Linked DNA regions of Homo sapiens: region 2 is linked to region 1. The links are chromatin contacts, found by Hi-C or POLR2A ChIA-PET in ENCODE. All regions are on one chromosome and are shown on one strand. The core of a region is the stretch at or near the end of the contact, and the rest is flanking DNA. Distances in the headings are between cores, read along the strand shown.

Region 1 (4,343 bases), core at 799-3,298:
AGACCTGGCAACACGGAATGGATACTGTAGGAAATGGGCCAGATCTCGTGTAAGAATAAGATGTTTAACACTGACTTGCTGGAGAAATAAGTTTAATATAGGCTGGGGACTTGGTTCCATGTGCTTCTACTCTATGCCTTATTGAAGGTGAAGAATATTCAAAAGCCATTGTACTCTTGGGATCAAATTTCCAGAGGATTTTTGACTTGTTAGAGTTGCTTCAGAAACTATGCTGCATATGCCCCAAACAGATAAATTTGAGGTATAGTTAAGTGAAAGTCTCCTTTTCCTTTTAGAAGAGAAAAACAATTGGACTTCTACTAGGGCCAGTTAGTTACAGGTACAGTTTACAGAAGCCGAATTATGTAAAGGCAAAATTGAGAAATCCTTTGAGAAATTGTCTTTACATTGTTGGCCTAAGCCTCATATGGAAATTATTAGTAGAGTTCTCAAAGAAAGGGATGAAATTACTCCATAGGATAGCTTCCCTAAGTACCTCTCAGAGTTATGTAAAATATTTGAGATCACTTTTACCATTTTTTCTCATAGAGAGAATGGTTGGGCTCTCACTATAGAGAGAAAAGTGAGGGAGACCTCTGAGGAGCAGTCAGGACTTTGTTAGCTATCTCATGTCGGTCTCTCTTGGGGAAGCTCCTTGAAGGCAGGACCTGGATCCTATCCCTCTTTATCTTTAATCATCCCTCCCAACATGCCTGGCACATAACAGATGCCCAGTAAATACCTGAATTGGATCTCCCTGCCCATCATTTCTTTATAAAATTATAAAAATGAAATCTGTATATATGAAATGTGTTCCATTTCTCTTACTATTAAAAGATGCTTTCTTTAGCTAGCACAAGACATTGCCCCCAGAATATGATCTTACCACACTTAGGTTGAGTTGTGCTAGATTTACTTGATATCAGCAAAATGTTTGCAAGCACCTTTCTTTCTGGTTGAGTGCAGATCATAAATGAAAGGAAGTAACGTCTATATGTTCTCACACAGTGGCCAGTTTCCTGATTATCTCTAGATTCTACTATTATTAGACTTTATTCCTAGCTTTATTTTTACTTTTGATTTACTTATTTATTTTGAGGTAGGTCTCACTCTGTCACCCATACTGGAGTGCAGTGGCATGATTTTGGCTCACTGCAGCCTTGATCTCCCAGGCTCAAGTGATCCTCCCACCTCAGCCTCCTGAGTAGCTGGGACTACAGGCATGTACCACCATGCCCGGCTGAATTTTTTTTTCTTTTTAGTAGAGATGAGGCCTCCCTATGTTGCCCAGGCTGGTCTTGAACTCCAGAGCTCAAATGATCTGTCCACCTCGGCCCCCCAAAGGACTGGATTATAGGTATGAGCCACCATGCCCGGCCTTATTCTTATTTTTAAAGGAAGAATATCTGAGCAGATAGAAAAATGGAAAGGCAGAAGGATAAACTGGCCCTGTTTTACAAAATAATATTTAAAAATCACTAATATACCATTAGCTTATAAGACCAAGTACCCATGGGAGTACTTGATGATATTGACATCAGCTCATTCAGAAACCTTTTTGTGTGATCATCACTCTATTTCCTCTCAGTTTTCAAGGATCTCATTTGTTAGAGGATTCTTCTAGAGAGCCAGAGTTCCAAGGAGGGCTCTATTATTATGGAAAACCGTCACACTCTCCCATCCCTTCTCTTCTCCCCTCTCTATCCTCTCTCTCAGTCTGTACCCATCACCAACACATGCAAATTAGAAGCAGGTCATGTTGTAATAATAGGACTTTATTTTTAAATACATATAGAATTTAAAGATTCTTATGTATTTATTTGACAGTGGCTCTGGGAATATCTGTGGAAACAGTGCAGTAAGAAGAAAAGAAAAGCCTTCTGCAGTACCATTTTCTGTCCCTCGTGAGTGTGATTTCATTTCCTCCCTGGTCGCACATCACCCACATGCTCAGACGACATATCCCTGTTCTTGGGTCCGTCCTCCAGCTTCTGACTCACAGAGCAGAGCGATAGTCTGTGGGTGCCTGTGTTGGAGGGTACAGGTTGCATTCCAGGAAGGTGACTCGGCTGGCATCCTGCCTCTCGGGGCATTCTGTCACCAAGTCCACAGGATACAGATACCCCATTCAAGGTAGCAGAGCTGCGCCTACTTTGTCTCAACAGAAAAAGGCAGAGATGAGGATTTCAAGGGCTGCATAGTTTCATGTGCTTTTTCTTACAGTGTGTCCTTTAGTCAAGAATTACTTGCTGGTTTTGCCTGGGTCTCAAATTTCAAGTTTGAAAATAAAATATAAAGATCTATCACTAGAACTTATTTTAAACCCTGGAAGATTGTCCTATTCTATTCCTGTAGTGCTTTGTCATTTACATCTTTGTATTTGATTCTCCCAACACATATTTGACCATGGTTAGGAGAGCACGGATTGTTTTTTGTCATTTTCATAGGAAAAGGCTGACATTGAAAGGAGAAACCCTTGTTTGATGTCTTCTCTTGGTATCAGGCAGTGGGTTCCAGCCCTGCTCTGCCAACTCCTCAGTGCAGTGACTTACCATGATACTGTGCCATGTTTCTGGGCTGATTTTTGGTATATTTAGTCATTCTTGTGAGATTTTTAAAGTCATTTTTTTTTAGTGACTTCAAGTGTTGATTGTGTAGCAAACGTATTCCTCTCGCTAGGTATTACATATAAACTAGCATCTCTACTGCTGGCCTAATACCTCTAATCATCCTGTGAAACCACTCCAGTGTGAGGAACTGAGTGTGAAGGAAACTGTAGAACATCTGAGGAGCCACATGTGAAAAGGCCAGTCCCTGTGTCCTAAACAGACTTCCTCTACATTAAGCAGTCCTTTAATAGTTGTACAATCATATAATTTGAAGAAGATATCCATTCTGTACAGGAAATACAAGTTTAACAGAAGTCGTTTCATTTGATCCTTATCTTCAAAAAAAAAAAAACCTGAAGAAGCTTGAAGACGTGGCATGGGTGGTTTAGATTCCATTGCCTTTTGTCAGTGGCAGTAGAAGCCTCATTGTAGTTAAGCATCTGCCTGGGCCTCTGGGAAAACAAAGCATCATTAACTGGCTGGCTAATGAGTCATCTATTAAAATTATCCCTAATGAATTGTGGGTTTGCTTGTTTAATTGCGCGTGGTATTGTGCTCTCAAATGTTAGCAGTCCAGTGGGGCTCAAAGAAATTACACTGGCTTTATTGAGCATTTCAGTAGGATTCTTCCTAAGTCACTGTGCCACGATTGGCTCTCTCTCTTTCTCTCCCTCCCTTTTTCGTCTCTCTCTCTTTCTTTCACTCTCCTTTCCCTCTGTTCATCCCTACCTCTCTTTTTCCCTCTTCCCTTTCCCTCCTTTCCCTTCCCCTCCCTTCAGCTCATCTCCTCTCTCTCTCCCTTTCTTTCACAGATTGTGGGGTAGGAATACAATATGAAAACTCTTACTTTGGAGAATCTGCGCTAATGGCATCTTGAGTATGAACAGCCCCCCACCCCCGCACGTGAAGGGTTGATAGAGCCTGGTGAGCAGCTGGCAGACGCCCCATTTTCCTTCAGCTGCACCCTCACGTTTCATCAGCGCTGGTCACTGTGGGCGTGCTACCTTGTAACTAGGTGGCTGCTGGTCTTCCTTTCCCTACAGCCATGTTGTCAGTCTAGAATGGGGTAGCAAAAACATCATAGGAATAAAGGGCTAAACTACGTAAAAACCATGATTGTATATTGAAAAATGCTTAATGACAGTTTTTACACCAGTAAGAATGCCAAGATCTTCAGGTACAGCTTAGCTTCCACCTGCGAAGCCTGCGTGAGCAGTGGCTGGGCGGGACATGTCTGAATGGTGAAGGTGTTGCCACCTCCCAATATGGCCCTTTCTTTATGAACAGCTCTAATGGTCAGTTGTTATTTTAAAGTCAAAGCCTTCCTTGAGCCTGAAACCATGAATTAAAATATCCAGTTAGTCTTTATTTTCAAGTTCAAAACCTTATTGCGTACTGAAAATGCATGAACTACTGGACACTTTTACAAGCTTACTTTCACAGGAGTCTGGTAAGATACGTGCTATTCTCATATTTTTCTCACTAGAGGGAAAACATAAGGCATAGAGAGAGAGGCTTGCTGAGTCTGGCCCAGATCAGGCGCGTTCATTCGGCCGACCCTTGTGCTGGCTGTACCCTGCACTGTGATGCTCTCTCTGCCTCCCACATGGCTGCCAGAGTCGCCTTTCTGAGATACAGATACTGTCATATTTCAACTTAAAACCATCACTGTCTCCACCATGGAATAAAGGCCGCTGTCTGGAGCATGCATTCTCGGCCTTGGGCAGGGCCCCA
Region 2 (4,343 bases), core at 1,112-3,611, 1.3 Mb before region 1:
CCTGCTTCTAGTCATCAGAACAGTTTTTGTTTTTTAAGTGTTGAACCCTGTATTCAATTATTCCAGGGTTCAGCTGGAAATTTTAAAAAGCCATAGAAGATGCAGTTATCTTTGGAACTTGCAGTCTTTCCTCAGTCCCTGCTGCTACAGCTTCCTCCAGGACCACAGGCTCCAAAGTGACCCCGAGACCAGGAGGTGGGAGAAAGAGGGGTGTGACCTAAAGAAGGCCTTCCCCTAGGGCAGTCCCACTAATGACCACGCAGAGGAGGATCCTGTTAAGGAGAAGCACAGCCTGAGGGTGGTGACTGAGGGAGCAGGAGGAGGAGGATGGAGAGTCCAGGAGAGAAGGGATGAGCAGGTTCCCAGCAGCCTCTCAGCCCTGCCCTCTGAGTGCCCTCTCATCACTACGCCAGCTTCCTTGGCTCATGCCTAGGCCCTGAGGAAACTCACTGCAGGGTCAGCCCTACTTCTGGCCTCTAGGGGTTCACTGACACCTCCATTCTTCATCCAAGTAAGGATGTAAGACAGTCCCATAAGATGAGGTTAGAGGCCGGGCCCAGTGGCTCACACTGAAATCCCAGCACTTTGGGAGGCTGAGGCGGGCAGATCACTTGAGGTCAGAAGTTCAAGACCAGTCTGGCCAACATGGCAAAACCCCATCTCTACCAAAAAATACAAAAATTAGCCGGGCCTGGTGGAGCACGCCTGTAGTTCCAACTACTCGGGAGGCTGAGGCACGAGAATCACTTGAACCTGGGAGAGGGAGGTTGCAGTGAGCTGAGATTGCATAGTACTACTGCACTTCAGCCTGGGTGAAAAAGTGAGACCCTGTTTAAAAAAAAAATTAATAAATTTAAAGAAGTAAGGTTAGAACAGCCCTGGAAGAATTGAGAGATTCTAAATCCTGGAAGCAAAGGACTTCCAAGCCACAGGATTCTTATCCTAGCTCAGCCTCCTACAGACTGGCACAGCTGGTCCTGTCACAGGCTTCCCCTCCTGCTTCCTCTTCCCTTCCTCAGCACTGTCTGGGTTGGGTGCAAGCAGGGGGTCTCAGTCGTGAGACCACAGCGGACCTGGGGTGAAGGCGCTTCTGGGCATGGGCCTCCTCCTTTCTCTCATTCCTGGACATAGCCCAAGGATGGACCTCGGCCTTCGGGTCCTGTATTGCTCCCTCAGTTATCTCTGGGCCACCGGTGATGGAGACACTTCCTCATGTAGACATTCAGCATTGTCTTTGGGGTGTTCCATCACCTTCAGTAGATCCTGGGGGTCTCTGTGGCCCTGGTCTGGGGCTCCTCACTGGCCTCATCCCGCTTCTCCTGATCCTGCTCAGGTTTCCTCGGGCAGAGCTGCTTGCCTGTGACAGTTCCAGCCTTCACTGAACTCCTCTGTCTGCCCCAGCAGCAGGGGCTACAGCCTGAGCCTGATTATGCTGGAGGTTATAGGGACTCAGTGGGCCACATCAGCTCCTGGGAACACATGCACCCCCAGCAGCACAGCCCTAACCTCATTAACTTATCTTAGAACCACTCATAAGTCTCTAGTTCCTCTGAGTGGTTTCTTTAGCTTATAGCTCATGCTCCCAGCAATAAACAAAAAGAGCTCGTTTGCTAAAGGTTCTGTGTGATTCTTGGAGCATCAAGCAGCTCTGCCCCCGGGGCCCAAATGATAAGCAGGCGTCACTCCACTCACATGCCCTGTGACTTGGCAAGCTCCTTAACCTCTCTGGGCTTTAGTTTCTTTATCTGTGAAATAGAAATTTCATCTGTGAAATAGTAACGATCATTATGATTCATAAGGTTAAATCCAAAAGAGTACCTAGAACAGTGCCTGGTGTATAGCAGTTCTTGACATTGTTGGTTATCATCGTTGTCATTGCTGAAGCCATTCAAGGCAGTGCAGAAGAATTCTCACCTCTTAGACAGAGTGCCCCGTAAAGCAAGCACCCTTGGGAGCCGTGGCTGGTGCCCAGGTCAGAGAGCAGGAAAGTGGGAATTCCATGTGGTAACTGAGTGAGGGGGAGTCATGAGTCACACTCTGGGGACTCTCCAAAGTACTAGGTTGAATCATATGAAATTGCTGGGGCTTTTGGAGAAAACCATAGGTTTCTATTAGTGTGGCCCCACTTGCAGTCTCAAGCAGAGGAGACTGGGAAAATACGGATTTCTCAGGTCTCCCACTCTTCCTACTTCTTCCGGGTTCTCCTGATGATTCATCTGCAGGGCGGAGCTTCTGAGTCTACACCCGGCTCCTCTAACCCTCAAGTGCCTACTCATCACCTGGGGATCTAGTTAAATGCAGATTCTGGCTTAGTTGGTCTAGGGCGGGGCCAGAGATTCTACATTTCCACCAAGTTCCCAGCTGATGCCGCTGCTGCCTGATCGTGCTGCGAGGAGCAGAGCTCTAGCATGTCGTCAGCAGGCCTTTGACTCATCCTAGCTCCAGAGATCCCAGAAGTCGCCCTTTCCCTTGCAGCCCCGGTAAATTAAAAACAGAATGAAACAAAGCTGCAGCAGGGCAGCAGCATCTGTGTCAAATTCCCCCACCCCACCTGTCTGGAGAGTTTCATAGGTGACACTTTTCGCTGCAGGCCCATTAAGCCTATTAAAAGGGATCTTTTTCCCTTTCCTTTCTTCACTGACCATTTGTTCAACAGATATTTACTGAGCACCCACCATTGACAGATACTACACTAAGAAGAGAGATTCCAATCTATGCTTTGTACTGCAGCCAGGGTGATTATCAGAATTGAAAACCTGATCCTGTTATTTCACTTCTTAAACTCTCATTTCCCTGAAGTATAAAGTGCAAGTGTCCTAATACAATGCTGAATACCCTCTGAAAGCAGACTTCTACCCTGATTGACAGTCACCCTACCTCTAGCCCTACCCAGTACCTGAAAGCTTCCCCTGCTCCCTGCTGACCAGCCCCCAAGCTTGGGCTCCTGCTCTCTCTCTCTCTCTCTCTCTCTCTCTACCTCACTCTTCCGAGCCTGCCCTTGCCACCTCATCCATCACTCATCCTTTTCAAGATAAAGCTCCCCACCACGCCGTTCAGGGAGTCTTCTCGGAACCGAGGTGGATTTCCTAAGCCCCCTTGGTTCTGACAACTTTACATAGAAATTCTGTCAGTTCCTTTCTCCACAAAACTTTAAGTTTCTCAGACATAGAGAAATGTCTCAGTCATTTCCCCATCAGCCAGTTTTGGCGGAGCTGCATTTCGGTCTAAGCGCTATGCTGCCTGGTAGGAATTCCTTCTTGCCTGCAAGTTTTCCCGTCTCAGAGGTTCATGGCCCCGACCTGCTTCCAGTCATTAGTGTTGGCTCCCAAGCAGCTGGCAAAGGGCTGGGTCACAGATTGCTGAGGGATGGAAAAGGATCCAGGGCAAATGTGCGTCATCCGTGGTATGCAATGTTTTACAGCTCAGCTATGGAGACAGAATCAGTAACAGCCCATCAGGAAAGGGTGAGGAGAATACCAAGGAAGCAAGAGAAGGACAGGAGGAAGGGTCACTGATGTCTCCCGAGAACCACGGTACCCTTAGAAATGCAGTGTGCTGGGGAACCTTAGATACACTCCCACCCTGAAATTCTCTCAACTGTGGATATAATGAGATGAAAAGGGAATCCAAACTCTTTGCAGCTTCTAAAACGAGTCCCATCTTGCTTCGCCTAATGTTTGGAAGGGCTAATCTTCCCTAATTTGGCAGCTGTTGCAACCATTTCACTTTCGTGTCACTGAATTGCTAAAAATCTTTCTTTTCTTTGACACAGAGTCTTGCTCTGTCGCCCAGGCTGGAGTGCAGTGTTGTGATCTCAGCTCACTGCAACCTCCACCTCCCGGGTTCAAGTGATTCTCCTGCCTCAGCCTCCCAAGTAGCTAGTAGCATGTGCCACCACGCCCAGCTAAATTTTGCATTTTTAGTAGAGATGGGATTTCACCACATTGGCCAGGCTGGTCTTGAACTCCTGACCCCAGGTGATCCACCCATCTTGGCCTCCCAAAGTGCTAGGATTACAGGCATGAGCCACTGTGCCCAGCCAAACCTTCTTTCTTTTATGAGAGAAGAGTTTGAGAAAATATTTGACTTTTTTGTTCTTCTCTTGAAATCCCAACCTCTGTTACAAATCACACACATACACACACACACACACACACACGCACCCAAGCACACACACAGCAACACTAAACAAAGACATTTTTCTTTTTTTAATTTTATTTAAGAGTAAGGGTCTCACTCTGTCATCCAGGCTGGAGTGCCGTGGTGCCATCACAGTTCACTGCAGCCTCAATCTCCTGGGCTCAAGTGATCCTCCTCCTGTCTCAGCCTCCCAAGTAGCTGGG

What was found. A loop is a pair of places that touch in the nucleus more often than their neighbours do. ChIA-PET counts read pairs that join two places held with the same protein, here RNA polymerase II (POLR2A).
Region 2: a map with no recorded cell type shows a loop between it and region 1 (6-fold over the local background). The contact joins two enhancer-like sites. A Hi-C loop is called at or near these places in 1 of 37 single-sample maps with no recorded cell type. POLR2A ChIA-PET finds 5 or more read pairs at or near these places in 1 of 52 experiments (HCT116).

What each region holds. Positions count from the first base shown.
Region 1 is chr6:1,915,501-1,919,843 of GRCh38, reverse strand. The region is part of intron 7 of GMDS (GDP-mannose 4,6-dehydratase); the gene reads left to right. Among named protein-coding and RNA genes, the nearest start is that of FOXC1, 310 kb to the right of the region's middle. RefSeq lists an enhancer at 1-219. Within about 2 kb of position 2,048, at least 8 of the 41 ENCODE cell types and tissues checked have a DNase peak (open chromatin) inside an H3K27ac peak, as active enhancers do.
Region 2 is chr6:3,207,314-3,211,656 of GRCh38, reverse strand. No RefSeq gene overlaps it. Among named protein-coding and RNA genes, the nearest start is that of LINC02525, 14 kb to the right of the region's middle. RefSeq lists enhancers at 2,078-2,167, 2,168-2,462, 1,410-2,609. Within about 2 kb of position 2,361, at least 7 of the 41 ENCODE cell types and tissues checked have a DNase peak (open chromatin) inside an H3K27ac peak, as active enhancers do.